Linked DNA regions of Homo sapiens: region 1 is linked to region 2. Evidence: read pairs that join two places in POLR2A ChIA-PET (ENCODE). Cell type or tissue: CD4-positive, alpha-beta T cell. All regions are shown on one strand.

Region 1 (5,000 bases), 59 kb before region 2:
ACCTCTAGGAAACCAAAACAAAGTTATAACAAAAAATCAGAATGAGATTTTAAAAGGAGCTGGAATAAAGATGACCAAAAGAAAACAGTGACAACAATCTAAAAATGCAATAGCCAAAATCTGTAATGGCAGTTGCACATAGCAGAGCTGATCCTGCAGAAAATGGAGTCAATCCTATATACGATGAATGGGTCAATCCTATAGTATTTATTTGAGATTTTTTTAGGAGGAGAAAAAAATGACAGAAATGATGAGGGTAAAAATGACAGATACTGAAGACAGAGAAGTGCCATACTGATGAATAAGTTCCTAATGGAGAAACCAGAATAAATGGAACAGAAGCAAAATATAAAAGCAGAAGGAAACTTTCTTGAGCTGAAAAGTACCCCCCTCCCCAGAGACAGGGTCTCACTATATTGCCCAGGCTGGAGTGTAATGGGGCAATCTTTGCTCACTGCAACCTCTGCTTCCTGGGCTTAAACCATCTTCCCATCTCAGCCTCCCGAGTAGCTGCAACTACAGGCACACGCCACCATACTTGGCTAATTCTTTTGTATTTTTTGTAGAGATGGGGTTTTGCCATGTTGCCCAGGCTGGTCTCGAACTCCTGGGCTCAAGTGATTCTCCTGCCTCTGCCCCTCACAGTGCTGGGATTACAGGTGTGAGCCACCATGGCCCAGCCACTTCAGCTGAAAAGTTCTGAAGCTGTAGTTCCACAGCGTAGGCTTATTGTAGGCAAAATTAATGAAAATAAATCTCTGTCTGTCTCAATTCTGGTAGCATTTATAATTTTTGGAGATAAAGGGAAAAACTCATAGATTTAAAAACACATAGGCTACTCTAATGATATAGAAGTCAGTCTTACTTCATTGCAGATTTCTTTTTATTTATCCTGCAATGCATTCATTTGGCTTCTTAAATCTATGATTTGGTAATTAGTTCTGGAAAAAGCCACTAACTGATAAAGTGTTTCTTTTCTCTATTCAGTTTTTGAAACTTTAATTAAAGACGTTTTGGGCCCTCTTTTATACCCTTTACATTTCTTATGCTCTCCTCCCTACTTACTTTTTTTTTTTTTTTTTTTGTCTCCCTGTCCCAAATTCTGTATGGTAACTTCCAAGTGTGTGCTGGTGAAATGGCTCTCCGGGGAAAAAGAAGCCCTGATTTGTAGCATTTGTTGATTTCCATAGTATAAATATCCTTATCAAGGGTAGTTTCAGGCAACCAATTTGACTTTACTGATGCAGAATTAGGAAGAGCTACACATAATTGGTTCTTGAAAGCTTATTCAAACTACTTCCAGCATATCTCTAGACTTGTCTTTTGTCTTTCCATTATTTATTATCTCTGAAGGTGAATCTAATCTGTTAAACCTTTCCATTCAGTTCTTAGTTGGAGTTATATTTTATTTTTAGTTCTAGAGTCTCTATTTTTTCTTTTAGAAATCTGTTACTATTTATAGTGTTTAGTTCTCTGCTAAATGTTTCCAACCTGTCATTTTATTTCTTCTGTCACAGAAAACACATAGAATCTGCATCTGATAATCCACTTTCTAAGGTTCTTTCCTGACCCCTTTTCCTTTCTGCTGCTTCTTATTCCTACATTTCTTGCATACTCCACTATCCTTGACTGGGGCCTGGATATTGCATTTGAAGAATTATTTATAAGACTGATTTTAAGTCCACAGCGTAGGTACTTAGACAGTGTGCACTTGTGTCTGACCGAAACTTGGGAGTATTCTAGTCCAGGGGATGATTACAGACCCAAGTTTGAAGTTTGAGAAAAGCAGTGTGATGTTAGACCATAATCTAGTTCATGTCATTCTCACTGTGAGGATGTGCCCCTTTAGGATTCCAGTTTATTGTGAGGAGAATCTCAGATTAGATGGCCCTTGTTGTGTGGCCCTCAGCTTTATTTCTATCTTGGTCACCCTGAGAATCTTTTAAAACATAGGTTCTAGTTTCCCATGACCAATAAAGATACTTTAGAGGAAATGTGGTTTCAGAACTTGCTTTTCATGCTGAGTTTTCATTCTCCTTGTACTTTTTTTTTTGTGGTAAAATATAACATAAAATTTAGCATTTTTTTTTTTTTTTTTTTTTTGCAATGGAGTTTAGCTCTTGCCCAGGCTGGAGCACAGTGCTGCGATCCCGGCTCACTGCAACCTCCGCCTCCCGAGTTCAAGTGATTCTCCTGCCTCAGCCTCCCCAGTAGCTGGGACTACAGGCGCACGCCACCATGCCCAGCTAATTTTTTGTATGGGGTTTCACCATGTTGGCCAGGCTGGTCTCGACCTCCTGACCTCAAGTAATCAACCCGCCTTGGCCTTCAGAAGTGTTGGGATTACAGGCGTGAGCCACCACGCCTGGCCCTCAAGATACTTATAAATTTTCCTTTTGATTTTTCTTTGACTTAAAGGTGGAATTGGTGGATCATATGGTAATTCTGTGTTTAATTTTTTGAGGAACTGCCATATTTTCCACAGCAGCTGCACCATGTTATATTCTCACCAGTAATGCCATAATGGTTACAGTTTCTCCACATTCTAGCCAACATTTGTTATTTTCTATTTTTTTTTAAATAATTGCCATTCTAATGGGTGTGAAGTAGTGGTGTCTTATTGTGGTTTTGATTTGTGTTTTTCTGATGATGTTGAGCATCTTTTCATATGCCTATTGGCCATTTCATATCTTCTTTGAAAAAACATCTGTTCAAATCCTCTTCCCATTTTTGAATTTGCCTATTTTTTGTTGTTGAATTTTAGGAGTTCTTTATATATTCTATATAGTAGTCCATTATCAGATGTGTGAGTTGCAAATATTTTTTCCAGTACTGTGGGTTGCCTTTTAACTCTGTTGATAGTGTTTTCAGTTTCGATGTAGTCCAGTTTTGTCTATTTTGTTCTTTTGCTGCTTGTGCTTTTGATATCATATCCAAGTAATCATTGCCAAATCAAATGTGACAGAACTTTCCCCATATGTTTTCTTCTAAGAGTGTTATACTTTTAGCCCTAATGTTTATGTATTTGATCCATTTTGAGTTAATTTTTGTGTATGTTGTAAGCTAAGGGTCCAACTTCATACTTTTGCATGTGGATATTTATTTTCCCAGTGTTATTTGTTGAATTCTCTTTTTAGTTTTTACTTGGTAATTTCTTACTATCTTGTAATTTTTCAGTTCTTTTGAAAAGATGTTTTAAAATACTTTATACAAATTACTAAGTTGTTTTCAACAGGAAGGTTCATCTCTCAAACCCAACTCACTGTTATTAGTAATAGGAAAAATTTAGTGTTTCAAATCAACTTGATGAGAACACATGTGCTACCTGAATCCTCTAGGAGGGAAATTGCCTGTAGTCAGTGTTGTTAGTTTTTAAATACTGTTTGGTTGCAATTTTCATGGGAAAAAGGTACAGCTCATTAGCACATATCTGTATCTATATATGTATATATTTTGTATAACTAAATTCAGTAGGCTGAATTTCATCTTAGATTATAAACCTTTTTAAGTATTAAAAGACTTGTTAGAGGAGCAAATTACAATTTTTTTTTTTTTTTTTTTTTTTTTAAGACAGAGCCTCCCTTTCTCACCCAGGCTAGAGTGCAGTGGTATATGATCTTGGCTCACTGCAACCTCCTTCTCCTAGATTCAAGCGATTCTCTTGCCTCAGCCTCCTGAGTAGCTGAGATTACAGGCATGCACCACCACACCCAGCTAATTTTTGTATTTTTAGTAGAGGTGGGGTTTCACCATGTTGGCCAGGCTGATTTCGAACTCCTGACTTCAGGTGATCCACCCTTCTTGGCCTCCCAAAGTGCTGGGATTACAGGCGTGAGCCACTGAGCCCAGCTACAGAACAAAGATACAATTTTTTGTCAAGGATATGGGAATCATTAAAGCATTCCTGTTTCTCTCTTTTATTTGGCAAACCTCTGTTTTATTATCCCAAAACTTACTAAATAATAATTTTTCCTTTTTTGGTCATTAAATAAGTTCATACACCACATATATTAAATAAACGGTGTTAGAGTTTGTCCTTCCTTTTATGTTGTTAACTGAAATGGGTTTCTTTCCCAGATGTTTTAAAAGAGCATTTGTTGAGGAATAATGTAGTTTTTAAAGACTCCACAGTTTCTTTACCAATGCTGTAAAAGTTATGTTTAGAAAGAATTGAGTATTTTTCTCTATAGTATTTCCATGAACTTTCTTCTAATATTCAACATGAGAAATCTGAAAATGCTTACAAGAAAAACATATAGAAAGCAAAGAATTCTTAAGGCCAAGAAAGTGGAACATTAAGCATTTTGATCTGTTAGGCATCGTACAAAGGATGAAGAGACCCACCCCAAGGGGACTTAACAGTTGGCAAGGACAACCATAGTATCATAAATAAATTAAGCTAGAAAAAATACTAATGCATACTGTACCTCTATTATTTTAAGAGTGTAGAGCTTTCTTACACAATTCTTAGTGATAAATTCTCTTTGCTACCATTGACCATATAGTTTAAAATTTTCAGTTATTTTTTTCAGCCAACTTTGGATGTGTTCTGAAGTTTTTTTTTTTAAATTGACACATATTAATTGTACATATTTATGGGGTACAATGTGATATTTTGATACATGTGTACAATGTGTAATGATCAAGCCATGGTAATTAGCATATCCATCATCTAAAACACATCATTTCTTTTTGTTGGGAACATTCAGTATCCTCTTTTTTGCTGTTTGAAACTATATATTATGTTACCTATAATCATCCTACTGTGCTTTAGAACACTAGAACACTAGAATCTTCTGTTCTACTTTTTACTTATATGAGATCAACTTTTTTTAGCTTCTGCACATGAGTGAAGATGTGGTGGTGAACTTTCTGTCCTAGCCTATTGCACTTAATGTCTTCTAGTTCCATCTGTGTTGCTGTGAATGACAGGATTTCATTCTTTTTTTGTGGCTGAATAGTATTCTATTGCGTATATATACCACATTTTCTTTACCCAT
Region 2 (5,000 bases):
TTAAGGGCTTTGTACAGCAAATCCAATGAAATCCTTACAAATTCCCTATGAGGTCGGTACTATTACTAGCCCCTTTTTATGGACAGAGGAATCTGAGGTATAAAGAGATTTAAGGGCCAAGGTCACATAGATGGCAAGTACAGGGCCAGAACTCACACCAGTTTCTGTGTGTATGTAAAATGACTGTGGGAGGCATAAACTCACCTTTTAAAAGGTGAGTCACGGAAGGAAAAAGAGGAGAGTCCCTTTGTTTTTCTGTATTATGTACTTTTGAATCATTTTTAGTTTTTTTCTTTTTGGATTGAGCTTGTACTTCCATTATAATGTTTTGAGATGGGGAAAGGCTCTTGATAGAAAATTTAAAATTTACTAAGGAACAGAAAGCTCTAAAACAAATCACTAGCCTGGGCAACACAGTGAGACCCATCTTTACCAAAAAAACAAACAAAAAACTGGCCCGCTGTGCTGGCACGTGCCTGTGGTCCCAGCTACTCGGGAGGCTGAGGCAGGAGGAGCTCAAGTTGGGAGCTGCAGGAAGCTATGATGGTGCCACTGCATTCCAGCCTGGGTGGCAGAGTGAGACTCTCTCAAACAACAACAAAGAAAGCATTAAAACAAAACAAAAACCCACCTCATTCAGGGCAATAATTACTATTTTGATTTTTCAGCTCACAGACCTACATTCTGCAGTCTTGTGTATTTGAGCTTACAATGGTACCCATTAAATTTGGCTAAAACACTTGGGTTGCTGTTTTCCCTAAAGAAACACTATTAAGTCACATCCCCAAAACTAACTTAGTGGTCATGACGCATATTAGTCAGTGTACTGAAAATTAAGTATTCTGGCCCATTAAAATATATAAAAAATTTTAAAGGTTGTTTCTGTGCCTGTGGCATCTTTTATTATCTAATTAACTAAGGATCTTTTAAAAAATCTCTGAATTATTTTTTGAACTATCATTGCCATACAGGTTTGTTTTCTTCAACCCTATCGGCCCTCCTGAGTCTTTCTGTGCTCCGGATAGCTCTTTTCTTGTAACATCCTCAGTCCTTCAAGAACTACACACTCCTTTTACCCTCTTCTCTGAAAGGAGACCCTGCTCTCTTCATTCCCCCTCTTCTAGCCTGTATTTGCTCACTTCACACTTCTACCCTCAGGCACAGAGTCTTCCCTCAGGCCCAGGCCACAGCCTTCTCCATTCCTGCCACGGCCGCCCTCCTCTTCTCCCAGGTCTGCTGGCAGCCTAGGTGACTTCCACACTGATGTCCATGACCCAGACAGCCTACCTTCACAGCTTCTTGATTTCCTGGTCTAAAAAACTGCCTTTCCAGCCTTATATCCAAGGCCTCATAATTACAAAGAGCTATTTCACCACTGAAATTTTAAATATTAATATTCTTTTTTTTTTTTTTGAGACGGAGTCTCACTCTGTCGCCCAGGCTGGAGTGCAGTGGCACGATCTTGGCTCACTGCAAGCTCCGCCTCCCAGGTTCACGCCATTCTCCTGCCTCAGCCTCCCGAGTAGCTGGGACTACAAGTGCACACCATCACGCCTGGCTAATTTTTGTATTTTTAGTAGAGACGGGTTTTGCCATGTTGGCCAGGCTGGTCTCAGATTCCTGGCCTCAAGTGATCTGCCCACCTTGGCCTCCCAAAGTGCTGGGATTACAGGCGTGAGCCACTGCACTTGGCCTAAATATTAATAATCTAATCTCTGGTCACAACCTCTCAGTTTCACAGCCTTATTCTACAGATACCTTAAAAAGACCATCAAACTATTAATCTTTCAAACTCCAATTTTCCTCAGTCTATCAAAGAAAGTAATAGTTGACTTCTTTGATGATACGCCTACACCCATGGAGTATCATCATTCAGCTGCTTTCTTGCTGCTACCTTCAATGTTTAAGCTCCTTTTTCTTTCTGCCAGAAGCACTCAACCATGGATCCAACCAAATGCCCTCTCTGCTCCACACTTCTATGGAGCCTCAGACTTGGCAATTCCTTTGTCAATGTTTGTTATCAACCAGAACATCCTTAAAGGTCCTTACTTGTTAAATATCCTCCCACCCTCAGATAAGCTAATATCCTACTTTGTTAAGAAAATCCTCTCCTATTCCTTTTAGAAGTAATCCCTTCAAATTCTCTTAGCTCTGTAGTGAAGAGATAGTGAAGAGATCACCAATTTGGTATCTTACTCTTGAACGTTTTCCATTGTAAAATGTAATCCAAAGGAATAGATCTCTGATGGTAGAATTTCAACATAGTAGATAGCTGGCTCCACTATGAGTCATGCCACATGGACAAGTCCCCTAATGAAGGTGATGCCTGACCCCAGAACAAAACTACTTTTATGAATACTTACCCACATATTCAGGGGTACCCATAATTTCTCGGAGCTCTTCACTGTTCTTCAATATTCTTGAAAGGCCAAAATCAACAATCTTAATGTCACCCAATGGAGATTCACTTGTCAACAGAATATTCTGAGGCTAAAAGAAAATACACCCCCGCAAAAATCAATATAACTATGATTAAGTACACAAAACATGCAGCCCATAAAACATATTTCACCTATGAAACTGAGACTGAGGAATTTAACAGTAAACAGTCATTTGTTAAAGAAATATTTTTACAATTTATTGCCTATGTATAAGGCAGCAGGCCTGTACTCTCTTGTATTTTCAATCTCTTCCCCTACTCTGGCTCTTCCTCAGCATATAAATATGTTTCTATCCCTACCTTATGGAAACCATTCCCCATGATCCTGAATCTCCTTGCATGCAGCACGCTTGCTCCTACTATTCCCTCAAAGCTCAGCTTCTTGAAAGCATGGTCAAGCACAATTGGTATTGTTTTCTCAGTGCAACTAAATCTCTTCTGACCCCTTGACTGAATCTGCCTTCATTAAGGTCACAATAACTTCAATAATCAAAGACCCACCAAATCCCGTCTGTGTCTTTCAGGGACTATTTTGCATGCAATGATTTCTGTAGCACTGGGCACTGTCAAGCATCCTTGTATTGTTGAAATTCCTCCCCATTTTCTCCACCTTGGGTCTCTTCCTTCTTCTACAGATCCCTCACAATTTTCTCAATGTTTTCCTTCTGTCCTCCTTTTAAATATTTGTGTTGTTCAGGATCTCTCGCTGCATGGCCCTCTTCTCCCACCACTCTGCATTCTATTTTGGAGCGATTTCATCTACTTCCAAAGCTTCAGCTGCCACTTACATACTGATGACTTCTACCCTAAGTTCTCTCTGGACTTGTGAGTGGGGATATGTGGGGTGAGGACATGTACAGTAATGGGAAAGAGCTCCCCAGAGCCACAGAATCAGTGAGGTTCATATCCATGGAGTCATTTTTACCCAGTGGAAAATAACCTAAGATACTTTCACATAAAAAGACAAGCAAATATATTATGGACTAGAATGTAAAATTCATTAAATTTTTAAAACACGAAATTTGAAAGGAAAGTTTGTGCTTGCATTATAAAGGGTCCTCACTTAATGTTTTCTGCCATTAAGAATATTTCCAAAGGTAAGCTGAGAAACACTGGTAAATTACAAATACTTCACTCTAACACCCAGTGTTTTAAGATTGGGCCCCTGCTTCCTTTTCAAGATTAATCTGTCACGGCTCCAAAGGCAATCTGTGCTCCAAATCAAACAGTCTGTAATCCCTAAATAACACAGCTACTCCCACATCTCATGCCTTTACACACGTACTGCCTTTGTTCAGGACGCCCTCTCCCCTTTTCTGCCTGACAGATTTATTCTCATCCCTCATTCCATGCATGATGGGTCTCAATAAAGAACCAATTCCTCTGTAAAGCCTGCCCTGGCCTCCCCTGCTCCTTCCAGGGAGGGCTTAATGGCTGCCCCGTCCCTGCTCCACAGCATGGTGTACACAGCATGCTTACTCTATTGTTCTGTTAGCTGTTTGTTTCTGTCTCCATCACATTGGTCCTCTAGATGTATAGAATGAATGTTCACATTTCCTTTCCTTCCATTCATATTCTGCCCCTCCATCTGACTTCTGTCCTCTCATTCCACTACAAATCACAAAATCCAGTGATATTCTTCAATGCTTTTTTCTGGACCCCTCCCTTAGCAGTGTTTGACAAAGTTAACCACTCCTTCCTTGTTTATATGTTATCTTTCTCTTGGCTCCCATGACAAAACACTGTCCTGGCTTTCTTCCTATCTCTGGCTGTGTCTTCCATCTCCTCTGATGGGCCACCTTCTTTTACCTGGTCCACTGGATGCTGGGTTTCTCAAGGCTTGATCTTGAGGCCTTTCCTCTTTTTACTCCAAACTCTCAGCTTGCATGATCTGCACCCAAGGCTTAAATATCACCTACACCTTAAGACTCACAATGTTTTTCTCTCTTTCAGACCTCTTCAACCAGCTGCTTACCTATTATCTCCCCTTTGATGTCTCAAAGGTACCTCAAATTCAACATGACCAAAAACAGACTCCTATTTTCCTTCCTAAATCATATTCTCCCTATGCCAATGACAGGCGTCTCAGTGAATGCTATGATCATCCCTCAGAATAGGAGAGAACACTAACAATCATCTTGGCCATTCCTTTCCTCCCCGCTCTTCCATTTAGCTAACATGTCACCATAGTTGATTTTAAATACTAAATTCCAAGCATTTCTAGACTTTGCCTATTTCTCTCCATCTACGGAAAATTAAAGCTACCTTTCTTGCTCTATTGCAATGGCCTCTTCAAAGGTTTGCTAGGATCTGTTTTGCCCACATTGAAGCCAGAAGGTTCTTTTGTATTATATAAATTGGATCTGTTGTCCCCTTTCCTAAACCCTTCCACAGCCTCCCATTGCTCTTAGGTAACCTCCAAACTCCTTCGCATGGTGTGCATGTCCTGAGGTCCAGCTTCTGCCTAACTAGCTCTCCAGACTCATCATATGCCATGATCCCCCGGCTCCATGAAGCTGGGTCCCACGGGACACTTTCCAGTCTCATACTTGCCATGCTC

Evidence for each region. ChIA-PET counts read pairs that join two places held together with the same protein. Peaks named below come from ENCODE experiments on the same cell type or tissue, not always from the same donor. Only the 100,000 strongest peaks of a DNase experiment are listed, where the experiment ranks them.
Region 1: POLR2A ChIA-PET joins it to region 2 with 14 read pairs; 9 of 35 experiments call an interaction of 5 or more read pairs at or near these places.

Annotation. Positions count from the first base shown.
Region 1 is chr7:43,676,368-43,681,367 of GRCh38, reverse strand. The region is part of intron 1 of COA1 (cytochrome c oxidase assembly factor 1); the gene reads left to right. Among named protein-coding and RNA genes, the nearest start is that of COA1, 51 kb to the left of the region's middle. In CD4-positive, alpha-beta T cell, no CTCF peak of the experiment used is centred here; no DNase peak of the experiment used is centred here; H3K27ac peaks cover 348 bases.
Region 2 is chr7:43,617,087-43,622,086 of GRCh38, reverse strand. It overlaps STK17A (serine/threonine kinase 17a), which reads right to left. Exons shown (of 7, transcript NM_004760.3): 4 at 2,364-2,490. It also overlaps a transcript of COA1 not described here. Among named protein-coding and RNA genes, the nearest start is that of STK17A, 36 kb to the right of the region's middle. In CD4-positive, alpha-beta T cell, no CTCF peak of the experiment used is centred here; no DNase peak of the experiment used is centred here; H3K27ac peaks cover 4,046 bases.